2 separate regions of the Mus musculus genome follow, and region 2 is linked to region 1. A link is a loop called in an ENCODE intact Hi-C map of the cell type or tissue named here. Cell type or tissue: heart. All regions are shown on one strand.

Region 1 (8,000 bases):
TGCTTAGCTTAGCTTAGCCTGACATAGGTACTACAGGGGAGACTGTTGGGCCTGGACCAAATCGTGTGATGTTTGCCTCAGACCAGGGCCACATGGGCCAAGATCATTGTGAGAGAGATCAAACATCCAGCAGGAGCTGCAGGGTACCAGTGAGAGCTCCAGCGGAGGGAAGAAAAAGAGAAAGAACTGAGGTGCGGAAGAGGCTCAGCGAAGGAGAGGAAAGGAATCTCTTGGAGACCCAGGAAGGCAGCTGGGTGAGAGGACAGGGGCGTGTGAGCTGGGGGTTCTGTGGGACAGGAACCAGTCCAGGAGGACATAGGAACTAACCCCCATCCCTACCACAGTGAGGGGTGGGCAGAGCAGTGGCCCCGCCCTCTAGGCCCCTCCAATTCCTGGACGAGTGGGGCCTTCCAGGAGCATGATGGGAAGGTGAGCCTTTCTGGTCTGCCACTAACATCCAAGAGTTTCCTAGGCAGAGGTGGGTAGACATATCTGTGTGATCCAACTCAAGTGGGCTTGAACAGACCTGACCCGCAGTCGGGAGAGTTCAGGCCTGGATAAGCCTCCAGTTTAGCAGAAGCCAAGGACTCAAAGAGTATCACAAGCCTGCGGTTCTCAACCCTGGCTTCCTCCTACCTAGCAATGGTGCCACAATGCCCTGAAATCCTGAGGGCTGTCGGTTCAGGTTCTTCCCAAAGAAACTCTGCCCCACCCATCCTACCTGCCTCTTTCTTGTGAACCTGAATTGGCCAATCTTTAACTCCATCTTGGACTCCATCCCTATAGTCAAGGAAGAAGGTTACTTCCTGTATTCGTTACTTTTTTTGGCTGCAGACAAACTCCCTGACAACAGCTACTAAAGGAGGGAAAAGTTTTGATTTGGATCCAGAGTTTTGTCCATCAGGTCAGGGAAAGCATGCTATAAAGAACATGTGGCGTTCAATCACACTGTGTTCAGTCAAGAAGCCAAATCAGAGGGGAGCTGGGGCTCTTCTTATTATCCCAGGATCCCAGGCCTTGAGCTGGTGCTATCTACATTTAGGGTGGGACTTCCCTCCTCAATGTAATCTAAAAACTTCCTCATAGACATGCCCACAGGTTTATCCCCTAGGTGATCCTAGATTCTATTGTAAGTCCTATAGGGCCTGGCATGGGGTTCACCCTACCAGAGTTGTAAGGACTGAGAGGAAGTGGTCATGGCTGCTGGAAGAACTGGGAACGGATTGGAGCTGAATGAATAACAGGTTCTGATCCCCTGTGGCCTCCACATGTGACCCAGGTGAGGGCTGTGCTCAGAACAGCCCAGAAGATGCACTATGGTAATTCCCAGGGGGCCTGACTGCCACCTTTAACAAGGGGCACCTGGAGAACCAAGCAGCAGTCACAGAGCTGGTGTGGTGACGGCCACTCACAGGGGTCAGGGTTGTGGTGGAGGTATCAGGAAGAAGAGAGATGCTGTCAAGAACATAAGAGAAGAAAAATGGCATTCATTCATAAGACTGGCCATTCCCCCTATACACATCCAACCCCGGGCCAGGTGAGGGCCGGGTGCAAAAGACATACCCCAAAGTTGCAGAGAGCTAGGCAAATGCACAATGCAGAAAACTACAGAACATTCCTGAAGAGCAACACAGACTGAATGGATAGAGGCATGGCTTTCCTGGACTCTCCACTCCAGAATCCAGGTTTCCTACATCTGTAGCTGTGCTGTGTGACACAACCTGGGGAGATGCAACACACGTTTATTCACCCCAGATAGAGAACCCACGACAACTCAAGTGCAGATACCACCAAAGTGCAGCTAGGGTGAACCAATGAGCTTTAATGGAGTTACTTACAGGAGAAGAGGTAAAGGGTGACCTATAGGAGCAACAACGACTCAGACAGCTGCATCACCAAAGCTCTCCCCAGTATTGATGACAGCTCACAAAGCTGGGAATCTGGAGCATACTGCACAGCCTGCAGGCAACTCAACAGGCTGGAGAGCATCCTTTCCAAGTGACTCTGGTCTAAGTGTCTTCCAGGCAGTCCATTCTTTGCAGCTTTGCTCTTCTTAAGAGTCTTCTTTGCAGCTCAGCTTCCTGCTCTCTCAGCTTTTATTGCTTACTCTTCCAGGGAGGGGCTTAGTGAATCTCGTCAGTTTCAGGGACTTCCTGAAGCTCATTTGAGTTGTTTACCTTCCTGATTAAGGAGCTTCCCTGTAGGACGAAATGTTTCAGAAATGTTTCAATCTGGGAGGAAACTGTTACCCAAGCTGTGACTGCAGATCAAAGTCAGTTCTTTCGTTAGGATTGGAAGCCCCCTACTTTGCTACAAAGCAGAAATTCCTAGTGACCTTTTCCAGACCATCACATCCCTGCTGTATTGCCTGGACATCCCTGAAGGTCCTTTCTTCTTCAGTGTCTTCTCGTTCATGGCTCTCATGTATCAGCTGTATGGGCACATGGCTTAGCTGCTTCTCACCTCTGAGTCCTTAGATGCTAGGACTCAAACCAAGCCTAATTTTGTTCCAACATTGATCCAAGGGGAAATGATGCCTAAAATAGAAAAATAGAACAAAAACCAAGCCACCCCTGCCCCAAAGAACCTCCAGAGGAAGATATTGAGACAATGCAGAAGAAACGGTAAGGGGGTCCCTCAGCTCAGTCAAAGCTCACTTGTTGCAAAACTCCCTCCAGCTATGGAGAGGTGCACACTGTCTGTCATCATTTTGTCCTCCTGGGTCCAATTTTTTTCCCATTCTGTAGATGGAGGAGGCAGCAGGGGTGTGTGTGTCAGCCTGCACCTGCAGCCATGAGCTCCTATGAGATACTACTTACTTACTGAGTGCCTACTGTCTGCGTTACATTCACCTCTTCTTTAAATCCTCCTGAAAAATCTAGATCCTTTATTATAAGCCCATTTTATTTAGTTAGCTTTTCTTTGAAATGAGATCTCATATAGCCCTCGCTGCCCTCAAACTCACCATGTGACCACGAATGACCTTGAATTTACCATCCCCCTGCCTCTGCCTTCCAAGTGCATGGATTACAGACTCGTACCACTACACCTGGTTTATTTTAAACCCACCATCGGAAAAGGGCTTTTTTTTCATTCATTTTTCTGACTGCATGGGGTCACTTAGAGCCTTGGGTTTGAACTTTTTTTTTCCATTGCGAGGCTCAACTCAGGCTACCACACCAAGGCTACCTGAGTCTTGAAACACCAATCTCAAAAATACTTCAGGCCCGAAATGTTTTCAGTTTTGCTGTGTCAGTTCAAACGGCATTTCAGACTGATCCGGGCAGGGCGTGAAGAAGCCTCAACTTGCTCAATTTCCTGTAGTGAACACTGCTGCTGAGAAACTCTCCAGCGCCCCCTAGTGGTTCTGAGTGCCTCTGAGTTCTCAGGCATTTGTACTGGGAGGAGATATCCCTTGACCAGGCTGGAGACCCAGAGGCCTGTTTGTTAATGAGACACATCAAGGAAATCTTGACATTGGGACTTCCTGGGCACCAGTCCTGTCAGCTGCATTGCTTTCTAGCCTCGTAGTAGTTCTCCGTGGTATCCAACTACCTAGCAGTCAGTCTTACATTAAGTCTATATAAGTACTGTATTACAAGCTCCCATTCCGTTAGGTGTGCACTCCACACTAATGTTTGCATTGCATATAACGCTCCTTCTCACTGGTCAACATGCAAAATGTAAAGTTTGCCTTGTTACTAGGAAAGGACGCTCACTCCCACACCTCTGTCACCCCCCACTTCCGGTTCACAGTTCAAGGGCCAGCCTACCCTCCCCTGCCCGATGCTTCAGCCCCACCACCTCATTTTCAGGAGTGTCTAGAGGCACAAGGAAATGAAAAGTCTACTGACAAACGTCACTCAAAGTGGGGAGCGGGGGTAGAAAAGAGAGGAAAATACCAAATGCAGAACTCCCAAAGACCACTAGCTCGTGGCAGTCAAGGAAGCCACCACAGGGTTAGCTTTGAGGTGGATAAGGGGAGATGGAGTGTGTATGTATGAGAACTGCCCGCCTTTGATGGCTTGCAATCCTAGGTTGGCTAGTCTGCTATGCGTCTCAGCTCAACATAAATAAGAGTCCCGCCCCCCTCCCCGCACCCGCCCGCGCCTGTTAGACATCCTAGGATAAACCCGGGCGATGGGCGTGACCCCTGATAAATTTCTGTTCTGTAGGTCTTTAGGTTTAGTTCTGAAAGAGAAAAGGTGGGGGGGGGGGTCAATACCGCTGCCCCGAGGCGCTGGGTTTACCACTCTGAGCGAATCTGTGGTTGGTGGCATGGTCCCACCAGAGACACCTGCAAAGAGCAGGGCCCTGGGTAGAAATGGTGAGGGAGAGATTGTCTGCTGTCACTGCAGATCTCCCAACTCAGGACGTACAGGACCAAGCAGGCGTCCAGACAGTGATTCAACAGGTTGCCCGCAGGGTCCCCCACACCCACCACCACCCACCACCCAGGCCCTAGGAAAGAGGAGTGCTGTGGTGCGGTGCATTGGGTGGCAGGAGGGTCCCCGATGTTCTGGGAAAGCGGGGTGCTGTGATGCCAGGTCCCTATGTCTTTGAGGTCTTGAGTGTGAATCTTTGGACGGGAAAAGGAGCGCAGCCTCCGCTCCACCCCATACCCCCTCCCCGCCTATAAATAACCCCAAGTGTCACTTCAAAGGGCACCAGGAGCCCCGGACGGGGGCTACCGAGGTCGGCGGGGCCCCGCACACCACGCCCCCCACCCCAGGCGACTTTGCATAAATAAACAAACCCCAGCCGCAGCCCCGCAGGAGGCGGAGGAGGAGCGGGAGGAGGGCGAGGGAGGGGCGCAGGAGATTAGTTTGGGAAGTAGCGCCCGGCGCTCATCCGATCCGCGCGGCCGCGCCGGCTGTGTCAAGTTACAGAGGCGCCAGAATCGGCCCCAGCGCGGCTCACTGCAGCCACGACCCACCTCTGCCCATGGGGCCCTGCATGCGTGCCCCTTCGCCCGGGGACTGACACCCGTTCTCCCCGGAGACACAAAACACCCAGAAGGACCCCGAGCGTCGCACCAGCCCGAGAACTCTGCAGAAGAGAGAAGGGAAAGAGTGGGGAGCGGGGCCAGATCCCCGAACTTGGAACATTCTTCGAAATAACTTTTTTCTTACTTTGGCGTACTCCGATCGCGTCTGCTGGTGGCTCTTGGCTGCTCCCGACTCCGACTGCTCATTTTCGGTCCTCTTTGGCGAGCAAAGGAAAGGGACGTCCTCTAGCCACGTTAACCCCCTTTCCCCTTGCCTCTCAGTTTGGATCGCGCCTCTTGGATCTCGTTTTTATTTATTCTATTTATTTATTTATTGGCTCTCAAGACGCGAGGGCATGGTGGCGGAGCGCACCCGCAAAGCGGCAGCCTCTGGCAGCCGCGGCCCTGGGGAGCTGGGCGCTCCGGGGCCCGGGACAGTGGCGCTGGCTGAGCAGTGCGCTAGGCTGCCGAGCCCCGGGTGCTGCGGACTGCTGGCTCTAGCGCTGTGTTCGCTGGCGCTCAGCCTGCTCGCCCACTTTCGGACCGCGGAGCTGCAGGCCCGGGTGCTGCGCTTGGAAGCAGAGCGCGGGGAGCAGCAGATGGAGAAAGCTATTTTGGGACGAGTCAACCAACTGCTGGACGAGGTTTGTGCCCTTTGTTGCTGCCTTTTATCCCCACCCCGAGGCGCCCCCTCGCGCAGTCCCGGGACTCCACGGGCCGGCACGGGCCGGCGCTCTTTTGCACGCTCGCCCAGGTTGCCTGTCCTAGAACTGTGGGTAGGGATCGCTGCTGAGCTGCCAGGTATTCAGAGCACCATGCGCGGGACCTCCCAGCTCCGGGAGACCCCGGGGTCTTGCGCTGGGGGCGCCCTACGCGCGCGGCGGTCAGGTGGAGAAAAGCAGGGCGCGCAAAAGGTGCGCAGAGGCCGCCAGGGCTGGTTGCGGGAAATAGTCTGGGTGCACGCTTGCAGGGGGGCTCTGGTGGCCCTGTCCGCTCCACGAGGGTGAGTGCTGCCTGGTTTTATGGTCACATTTGGAAGCAGGGAAAGAGAGTGAGCCATTTAAGGACCTAAAGGGACAATTTCTAAAGTGGATTGCTCTTTGCTGGTCCCTGTTTGCTGTTTCTGGCCCCTAGGGCCCAAGTGTGAGTTTCCTGGCTCAGTCCTCCTCAGGGTCCCGTTAACCTATGACTCTTCCGGCTGTGGCCTCTGGAATGATCCTAACTCAATCCCTGCAACTGCGGAAAGGATGCAGCTCTCTCTCAAAAGTCTCCCTTCCCAGGTAGTTAAAAAGTTACTAATGCATGTCTTTGCTCGGGGAATCCTGAGAGTGCTCGTGGCAATGCCATCCTCCCTGGGGAGGCGGGAAATGCAGACTCCAGTGGGGCGGAGTGTGGGTGTGGGCGATAAGGAGGGAAAGCGGAACCCAAGATGGAGTGGGGCTGGCGGCCTAAGAGAATCTGAAGAGCACAATGGGAGGTGTGTGAGATAGTAACTGAAAGGGTGCTGCTGAAAAGCCAGCAAGTAGCTCTGTCCTTTTCTACCTATCTTGGGATTTATTGGGATGCTGTGCAAACTGGGACACATACTGTAACCTCTCTGAGCTTACAGAATGATGGCGAGCATTAGCCAGATCTAATTGGGTTGGTTAGGTCTCTCCCGCAGTTAGGTTTCTCTTGGGTGCTTCTTTTATAGTAATTCCCTAGATGGCCCCATGGGGGAAGTCACAGGCTACAGCATAGAGGGTGGCCCACGCTTGCTGCTACAGCCCATTGCCATGACTGGTCAGAACTAAGAAGACTCAGTCAGGCCACCCACAGTTCCCTAGGCTTGGGGGCAGTCTCTGGGCTCTGGGCTTGCCGAGTGGGGGAGGGGCACTGTGTGGACTGAAGAGGGTGGCAAAGGCCTCCTCTTGTGCATCCCTGTGCCAGACCTCCAGGCCTCCCGTTTGTCTCTCCTGTCGAGTCCCCTGCTTCAAGCAGAAGCTTCTGTTTACCCTGATGACTCTTTGACCCTCGCCTCTCGAACTGAGAAGCACCCCAAAGATGATAAGAAGTGACCCCATTTTACAGAGGGGGAAAAAACCAAGTTCTTGAGCCGGGCAGTAGGTTGTTCAGGGCCATATGATGACATCCAGTGTTAGAGCTAAGCCTCCTTACTCTGCACCCATCGCTGAGAGCTAGCAGAGGTGGGGTGGGGGACAACTGCTCCGGGGGAACACTTCAGTCTTCCTGAACTTGAGTGGGACAGAGAAAGAAAATGAGTAGACACCGTGTCTGGAGGGAATCGTTACAATAATAGAGGAAAACCGGCCAGGAAATGTCTTATATACAACATAAGGTGGGTTCCTGAGGAAGTGATTTTTAGGGCAAGACCAGGAGGTGTGAATAGGAGTTTGCCTGGCACGAGGGGGCAAGCATCAGGCTTTGTGCTAAGACAACCCCACCACCACCCAGGGAATGGGCTCTGGAGGATGGAGCTAGAGGTGGGGGCAGGGCTGCTTTGGGGGCTGTGAATGGCGATCTAAACCATGGGAACTGGGAGAGGCAACCCAGGTCAAAAAGGGACTGCCAGATGGAGAAGTGGGGAAATGGGAAGCTACCAAAGGATTTAATGAAAGATGTGTATGTCCCTCAAATGGGAGTTAAGGCTGACAGGAGGCTATTTGGGGACCATGGCTGGGGGTGATGTTGGGGACAGAGCTAACTGGACTTGCTAGCTGCAGGGGTAATGACACCTAGAGGTAGTAGTCTGGGGATGTTGGAGGGAGCTGTCCTGACACAGAACCTGGCAAATACGGGGTCTCCGGTCTGGGGGCTGCTAAAGGGGCCCTCAAAGGCCACCTGGTCTCATACAGTAATCACTAGCATATGTGGCTTATTCTATTGGAATCAAATAAGAATCAAACTGGAGTCCGTCATGCACTCTACTCTCACAGAAAGCGCTTGGCAGACAGGGGAGCTGGTGACTGGCCGGGCAGCGGAGTTTCTCATTGCTGTGACAAAAATAGTCTGC
Region 2 (8,000 bases), 83 kb before region 1:
CTTAAAGCCCACACCCACAGTGACATACCTACTCCAACAAGGCCACACCTTCTACCTGGGCCAAGCATATTCAAACCATGACAGTTGGGGAGATGGATTGTCCGGTAAAGGTACTTGCCACCAAGTTTAAACCCCAGAACCCAGACAGGAGAAAGAGAGAACTGGTACCAGAAAGTTATCCTCTGACATCCGTCCTCACATGCACGTACGTACACATGCATGCACGCACACAAGTAGGTGCTGGTATTTCATACAAGGTGCCTACTTCAGACTAGGATGTGAGCAGGTCTGTGTTAAAAGCCCAGGCTTCCAGGAGACCCTCCAACAGTAGCAGGAGACGTCAGAGGAGGATCAGTCGCTGGCATCTCCTTGATTTCTCAAACCCTCTGGGATCCACACAAGGGTCAGTTCCTGGAAATGCTGATTCATTTCCCCGACTTGGTCCCCGACGTTCTGCTGACTCATGGTGGCAGGGCAGAGGGTTTCCTGCCAAAGCTCAGCCATGGAGTCATCCGCTTCCCCTCTGCTTCTTGTCACGGGGCAGCTTTGTCTATACTGGGCAGGATGAGGGGGATGGAGGACAGAAAACATTTCCTTGTGGGCACTTCTGTCTTCTGAGAGGACCCACAGGTTTGTGGGGCCATTCAGAGTTGGGGTGCTCCCTAGCTGCCATGGACACCCTGGGGGTGGGCAGAGAGGGGACTTCAGGGCAACCTTGTCTGCATCTAGGTGACACTAGTTGACTGCCAGAAGGGAAGGAGGACACAGATAGGAAGTGAATGATCAGGGTATGTTACTAATTGACCTCCCTGCTTCTACTGCCTTGAGATGAGGTCTCCAGTCCCTCTGTGGCTCTACCCTGCCCTTAACCTCAGTCTGCTACTCTGACTGAGGCTTCCTGAGCCTCATTTACCTCCTGAGACTAGGTTGAGATATGTGCCTGAGTCCCTTTATCACACACACACACACACACACACACACACACACACACGCACGCACGCACGCACGCACGCACGCACGCACACACGCACGCATACACGCACATGGGACCTTCAGGGACCTTCACACAGTTATGACCACTATTTCTTTCCTGTCTGTCATCCCTTCCAGAAGATGACATTAGCCCTGTCTACCTGGCTCACTGTGCTCCCCAAGCCCAGCAACAGTCATAGCAGGTATCCCAGATGCTCAGTGATGTGTGGACTGTGGTGAACCTCCAGGGTACCAGGTTGTTACTTCACATGGGGAAGTCTTTTCTACCAGAATTTGCCAGAATGAATCAGCTGTCCCTGGGACCAGAGAGCCTCCTGTCCCTGGAGGAATCCAAGCTGAGACCAAGTGACTAGCTGGAGCAAACTGGAGTGCACAGAACAGGGTAGCAGGCCAGCTTGGGCCTTGGAGGAACGTGAGCCCCACCCCATTTTCATCTTTTGATCTTCCAGAGCAGCTGGAAATGTGGGAATCATAGGAAATCTAACGTCAAGTGTAATCAACGTGAGAGCCACACCCGAGGCCGCACTTTACCACCTGGTTCTAAGGTTCTGGGGTTGTGGGGAGCAACTTCCCCTCGTCTCAAGACTCTCCCTGCCTCTCCTTCTCAGGTTCTATCTGTGCCCCACTAAGTTTTAGACCCCCTCCATTCTGTATAGAGTACTCTGTCCAGCTCTTGGAGATTTCCACACGCCCATCCCCTGAAAGGGGACCACAGACTGCGGGTGGCACATGCATCTATCTCCTGGAGGAGTGAGGGCACTTATGGCTGCCAGGAGCTCACAGCTGTATTCTGTGACACTGGAGGCAGCTGTGTAGTGGGGATCTTCTCCACTTTGCCGACATCAATTCTCAGATGCCAGATAAAGAGGTTCACCTCCTTTGCCTTAGTAAGAGACAGCTTGAAGGGCCATCCATACATCTTCCAGAGCAGTCAAGGTCCTACCTGCAGCCGCATCTGGATCAGCCAGTCCTTGTCATTCCCTTCTCCTTTAGGTCCCTGTGGGTGTGTCTCCTACAGAGCTTCATGACCTAAGTTTCTGTACAGCAGCTCTCAGAGTCTGTCTGATCTCAAGGAATTCTCCCTAGGTCCCCTTCCCTCAGCCATTCCCTCTGACATCTTGGGATTGTTGTTGTTTGTTTTGTTTTTTGTTTGGTTTTGAGTTTTTTCGTTTGTTTGTTTGTTTAAAGATTGATTTATTTCATGTATGTGAGTACACTGTCACTGTCTTCAGACACACCAGAAGATGGCATCGGATCCCCATTACAGATGGTTGTGAGATGGATGTGGCTTCTGGGAATTGAAGTCAGGACCTCTGGAAGAGCAGTCAGTGTTCTTAATGGCTGAGCCATCTCTCTAGCCCCTGTTTTGTTTTTTGTTTTTTTTAGTAATCTCTCTTGGGGCCTGAGGGGATGGCTCAGTCAATTTAAAAGTGCTTGTCTTGCAAGCATAACATCCTGAGTTCAACTCCTAGAATTCATGTAAAGACTCTTAAGTATGGTGGCACACATGGGTAACCCCAATGCTGGAGAGGTGAAGACAGGCCTGTCTCTGGGGCTCACCTGTGAGCCAGTCTACCCTACTGGGAGATCTTGGGCCTGTGAGAGATCTTCTTTTACAATAAAGTGGATGGTGCTTGAGGAACAACACCTGAGACTGGCCTCTGGTATCTGCATGTGCACACGTGTGCATGTGCATCTACAAACATACATATATCTGCAAACATCTGCATATACATGTGTGTATGGAACCTCAAACTCTCTCTCTCCCTGTCTCTCTCTGTCTCTCTCTCTCTCTTGCACACACACACAGACATACACACACACACACACACACAGAGAGAGAGAGAGAGAGAGACTCTGACCCAAAGAACCCCCAGGAAATAGCTATCAGTGGATGATAGCTCAGTGGTCCCTTTCTAAAATGGTTCACTATATTAGCAGAATGGGGGTGGTGGTGAAAATTCAGGGGTCAGCGGAGGGGTTAATGGGGTGAGATTTGAGGATTTCTGGTTTATCCATGCATCACAAACCACGCCATGCCTATAGCTCAAGGAAGCCAGAGTATTGTCCAGTCCATGACCATTGACTGGTGAGGCCAGTGCTGGTGAAAGCCATCGACTTCCACCACACTGCGACTCTTAAACCAAGACATGATGGGATGTGGCTAACTGAACTTGGCCAGCTGTGTGCTTCCTCCCCTCTGGACTCACTAACTCTCACTGATTGGCTGCAAAATCCACTAAACCCTAGTGACGGAGGAGATGCGTGTATCTGTGTTGATGCCAAAAGACTGGATGCAGATGTCTTAGTGCTCTCCCTCCCCACAGACTCCCTCTGTTCATGACACCTTTCTGTCCCAAGGATGTTTTTAGTTATAGGCCCGTAGGGCCAAAAGGAACACCAGAAAGATACGCTGGCTAACCTAGTGTGCGTGTCTGTTCTAACTTTGCAGCCACCCACAAAAAGCAAATACACACAAATTGAAGGGGAACTATTTATATCTGATTTTTACGCAACCACAGTTATTTACTAATGGGGTGGATGTTGGGTACCACGGGGCTTTGAAAACCTTGGACTCCTATCTGGCACCATCACCTCATCTCTTGCACTGCAGTGGTTTGCATATGGTCTTTGCTTTTCATTACTGTCCAAACTCAAGCACCATAAAGCTGTGACAATGGAGGGAAGAATATAGCATGGCCTGTGCTCAAAGGCAGTACTGCCTAGGGCCAGAAGTTCTCTGAGATCTAACAGTATCCAAAGGTCCCATAAAATTTACTCCTGCGGGTGCTAGAGAGGTGGCTCAATGGCTAAGAGCACTGGCTGCTTTTGCAGTGGGATTCCCAGAATCTCAGAACCCACGTGGTGGCTCACAGCTCCTGTTCCAGGAGGGTCCAACGCCCTCTACTGGCCTCTACTACCATTGCATGCACATGGTGTGCAGACATATAGGCAAACATGCACACACACACACACACACACACAAATCTTTGAGATGTCCAACCTGTGCAATTGCTGTGATGACAGGGCCACACACCATATCTATGAACATTTGCATCAAGTCTGGCGTATTGAAGTTATTTCTAGAAATGTGGGTAAGACGTTACAGACAGGAACATGGGTAACTCAGGGGCCATTACGTTGTCAACCAGTCCACCCCAGCATGGGTGACAACTCTTAATCTACATCCCTGGAGTTCCTTGCCTGCTGTGTAGGCAGCTGCACAGCAAAGAATTGCTTATTGCATATGTAACCTCGTATTGTGAACGACTCTCCTCCCAGCCGAGCAATTGCCATCGGTTGGGTACCCTTGCAAACGGGATTGAACCAGATGGGCTTGTTGACTCTTTACACTTAGACTCTCACCTGAGTATCTAGCCACTCCCCACCACCTGCATTAATTGCATGCGGCCTCGGGAGGGACTAGGATTATAGGCTGCAGAAGGGCCCTATGTATACTGCTATGGGGAGCCTTCACCCCACTGTCTAAAGGCTTTCCAGGTGTGGCCTGTTGGAGGAGGAGCACCCACACTTCTGTAAGTAACCCCTCACCTATCTGTACTCTGTACGGAAGCCCGATAAACTCAATGGTTCTCCAGGGTGAATTTTGGTGGAATCGTGCCTCCGTTTACCATCGGGATCTTAGGAGGAAAGGTAGAGGTCGTGTATGTTCTGTCTGTTCCCTGGGAAGGAATTTCCGCAGCAGCTTGGGATGGGGCCTCTTGATCTTATAACTCTCTGGGTATCCTGGTCTGGGAAAGGTCCCTTTCAGAGTTTCAGTGAGGGTGAAAGAGTCAAACATCAGTGATCCTTAGGGACCAATCCATGACTTGCATCTTTATGTATTGGGCATTACATTTAATTATTTCTTGTGTGCATTTGGGGTGTGGCAGGGGAGGTGCCTTTGTGCCATGGTGCACATGTCAAGGTCAGAGGACAACTCACAAGAGTCAATTCTCTCCTGCCATGTGCCATCCAGGGACAGAACTCAGCCCCCTTTTCCTGCTGAGCCATCTCACGAGCCTCAGCCTGTTGGGTCATTTTTGTTGTGAGCTCACATTTTATTCAGCATTAGTTCTGGGTGTCTCAGGAGCCTCTGCTGGGAAGGCTGTCTCCAGCAATGAGTTGAACTGATTTGGGAGTCAGGGTGCTTCTGGCGTACCCCTGCCCCAGGTTTAATCTGTCTTTAATCTCAGTTCCCCCAAAGCACCTGTGGGGCCCATGGATGGTGTTAGCACAGGTGCTTCCCTTGGGTCAGAGTGTGTTTGCAAGCCTGCTATTAACTCACCTGGGATCTAGATTGTGTGCACGGCTTACAGGTTACACCTGTAACCCCAAAACCTGGGAGGCAGAGGCAGGAGGATCAGAAGTTCAAGGTTATTGACAGCTTCAGGGCAAGTTTGAGGTCAGCCAGGGGAATGTGAGCTTGCTGAAGGCGGAGAAAAAGGAACACACCCGTTCCACCAGTTTGCACCTCTGTTCACCCAATGACACTGTGGGCCAGACACAGATTCGACTGTGGGAAAGGGCAGTGAAGACAGGGGTGGGGGCCCTTGGCAATGAATGAGCAGGTGCAGACAAGGCCAGCCACCCTGACAACATATGCTCCCAGTCTCCCGAACAAGCCTCACTTGTTATTAAAAACAAAGCAAGCCATCTCTCTTGATGCTCAGCTAACGCAGCTTTGAAACCGTGCGACTCTGGGAGGGTCCAGGCGGCCACTGACGTTCCGTGTGTTTGGTCAGGCTGCTTGCCAGCCTGTGCCTGTCTGACACAGCCCCCTGTCCCCTGTGTCTGTTGCAGTAAATCACTCAAGTGTTCACCGTGAGAGGCGAAAGAGGTCGGATGTCAAGCAAAGGGTTGCCTGGTGGACATCATCCCTCTCTCCTTCCTTCACAGACAGGCAGCCTGTGAACAATATTTGGGGAGGGGGGCACTAGCTTTCACATCCCTGTCCCCCCTCCACACACACACACAAAGATGCCAGAAGATTACTCCCCATTTCACATGAGGAGTCCAGGACCCACTAATTTGCACTCTGGGGATCTCCTTGTACGTGACTTTAGTATCACACTTTCCAAGTTCCCCCTTTCCACAGGGGGCCGTGTTTGGGGTTGTGTTTTGCCGCAGAGGAGAGACATCGGCAGAGCGCCAAGCCGGGAAATGAGGGTCGTACTTCTTCCCCACAGCAAGGCTATGTGATCTTGTTCCAGCAATTTCGTGCCTCAGGCCTCTGTGTCTTGGCCAGGAGCTGTAGAACTCCTGTGTTGGGCTTCTCTGCTCAGCCCAGATTTCCCAGAGGGCTCAGACTTTCCACTGCTCTGGAAGGTTTTCTTTATCTCATCTCGTCTGAGCAAAGGAGGCAGTTGGGAGTCCCTACTTCAGCCCTCTTTGGGACCCTGAGCCAGGGCCCAGGATGGTGGGGATGAGGTGCTAAGGCTGAGCCTTGACTAGGTTTTTCCCTCAAGGCCAGCACATCTGGTCTCCATTTCCCTCTGAGGCAGGCGTGGCTGAGCGAAGCCGTTCTAAACGGCTCTGCTCGAATAGTCCAAAGGCCAAGTTCAGGCTCCTCTCGGTTCTGGATCAACCTGGGGCTTTCTCTTAACACCCTCACCGACCCTTTCCCAGGGGAGTCCCTAGCAGGCAGCTGAGCAGGCCTCAGAGCACAAGCAAGCATAGGGTAGGGCTAGGGAAGGAAGCGGTCCTCAGGAGTTGACCCCCTGTAGAAAAGGAGTCAGAGAGCATCAGGGGACCAAGACAGCCCTCCCAGGCTGTGAGGCTACTGAGGGCTCTAAGGAAGGGGAGAGATGCTCAGAGACCGCAGGGCCACCTTCATCTCCAGGGCAGACCAGAGTGGAAGTACCTCATCCCATTCCTGATTTTTTTTTTCTGCCACTCTGACCCTTTGGCACTGAGAGAGTAAGAGTCCTGGGCGGGGAGTGTGGAGGGGAGTCAGACTTCTGGGGTAACAGGCTACTTTAAGAGCCGAGTTTGTACTCACTGACTGGGGGATCCCCTAGGACCTCTTACTGGGACAGCACACTGTGGCCGTTCAGAACACTGGCTCTGGGGTCTCACAGGCCTGGGCTGGATGAGGGCCCTGTATAACCCATGGGTCATGGAACTGCTGTGAGTTAGCATAGTATGCAGTGTGGAGGAGGTGGGAAAAGGGTACAGACTGGATAGACAGAAGCAAACCTTCAGCCTGGCACATAGGAAGCCATTAGTAAATGCCGCAGACAGCCATTACCCGTGCATGAGCCCCCACCCCCACTTCTGCTCATCTTTGTGCTCATCTCATTCTCCCACTCTTCCTTCCCTCCTTTCTCCCTTTAGTCTCCCATCTGTCCTTCCATCTTTCCACCCCTCTTCCTTCCGACTTTTCTTTAATCCATCTGTCCTCCCAATGCATCCATCGTTCCTCCCATCCATCCACTTTCCTTCCCTCCTCCCCTTTATCCCTCCCTCCCTCTATCCCTCCATCCTTTTCTTCATCCTTCTTCCACCTGTCTGTCCTTTCTTCAGTCTATCCTTCCATACATCTGTTTATTCTCTCTTCTATCCCTCTATTTCCCAAACCATCCGCCTTCCTCCTCTCTCCTTCCTCATATCCATCCACCTTTCCTCTCCTTCCCTCCAACCTCCATGCTGGAGGGATCATAGAGCGGTCCAGCTGGCTCAGCAGCTCTCATAGGTGGGGAAGCTTGTCAATCACCCAGCCCTGGGCCAGCCCTCAGCCTTCCTGATTCACAGAGACCGGAGTCCCTGTAGGCCTCAGAACCCTGCATGTTACACAAGCTGCCTGGTCACTCTACTCAGGTGATCCTTAGACCCTTCTCCAGAAACATTCACCAAGTATCTTACTGCAGGGAAACCTGAGGCTCAAAGGGTGGCCTCCTCGGTTCTATGACCTTTGACATAATGACGTCTAGCCCCCGCCCCCAAGCCTCCATGAGTGTGACCAGGGTGGTAGAGGGCTACTGACAACGGCCCTTCCTCCCCCTCCT

What was found. Peaks named below come from ENCODE experiments on the same cell type or tissue, not always from the same donor. Only the 100,000 strongest peaks of a DNase experiment are listed, where the experiment ranks them.
Region 2: it touches region 1 in a loop (2.1-fold over the local background); 5 of 42 quality-filtered maps call a loop at or near these places.

What each region holds. Positions count from the first base shown.
Region 1 is chr10:61,975,980-61,983,979 of GRCm38, reverse strand. Col13a1 (collagen, type XIII, alpha 1) reads left to right here and starts at 4,872. Exons shown (of 41, transcript NM_007731.3): 1 at 4,872-5,631. The coding sequence starts at 5,344. In heart, CTCF peaks have their summits at 3,359 (motif pointing left) and 6,700; a DNase peak (open chromatin) is centred at 3,349; H3K4me3 peaks cover 4,074 bases; H3K27ac peaks cover 3,509 bases; H3K27me3 peaks cover 1,681 bases.
Region 2 is chr10:62,058,906-62,066,905 of GRCm38, reverse strand. No RefSeq gene overlaps it. Among named protein-coding and RNA genes, the nearest start is that of Fam241b, 48 kb to the left of the region's middle. In heart, no CTCF peak of the experiment used is centred here; no DNase peak of the experiment used is centred here; H3K27ac peaks cover 93 bases; H3K27me3 peaks cover 324 bases.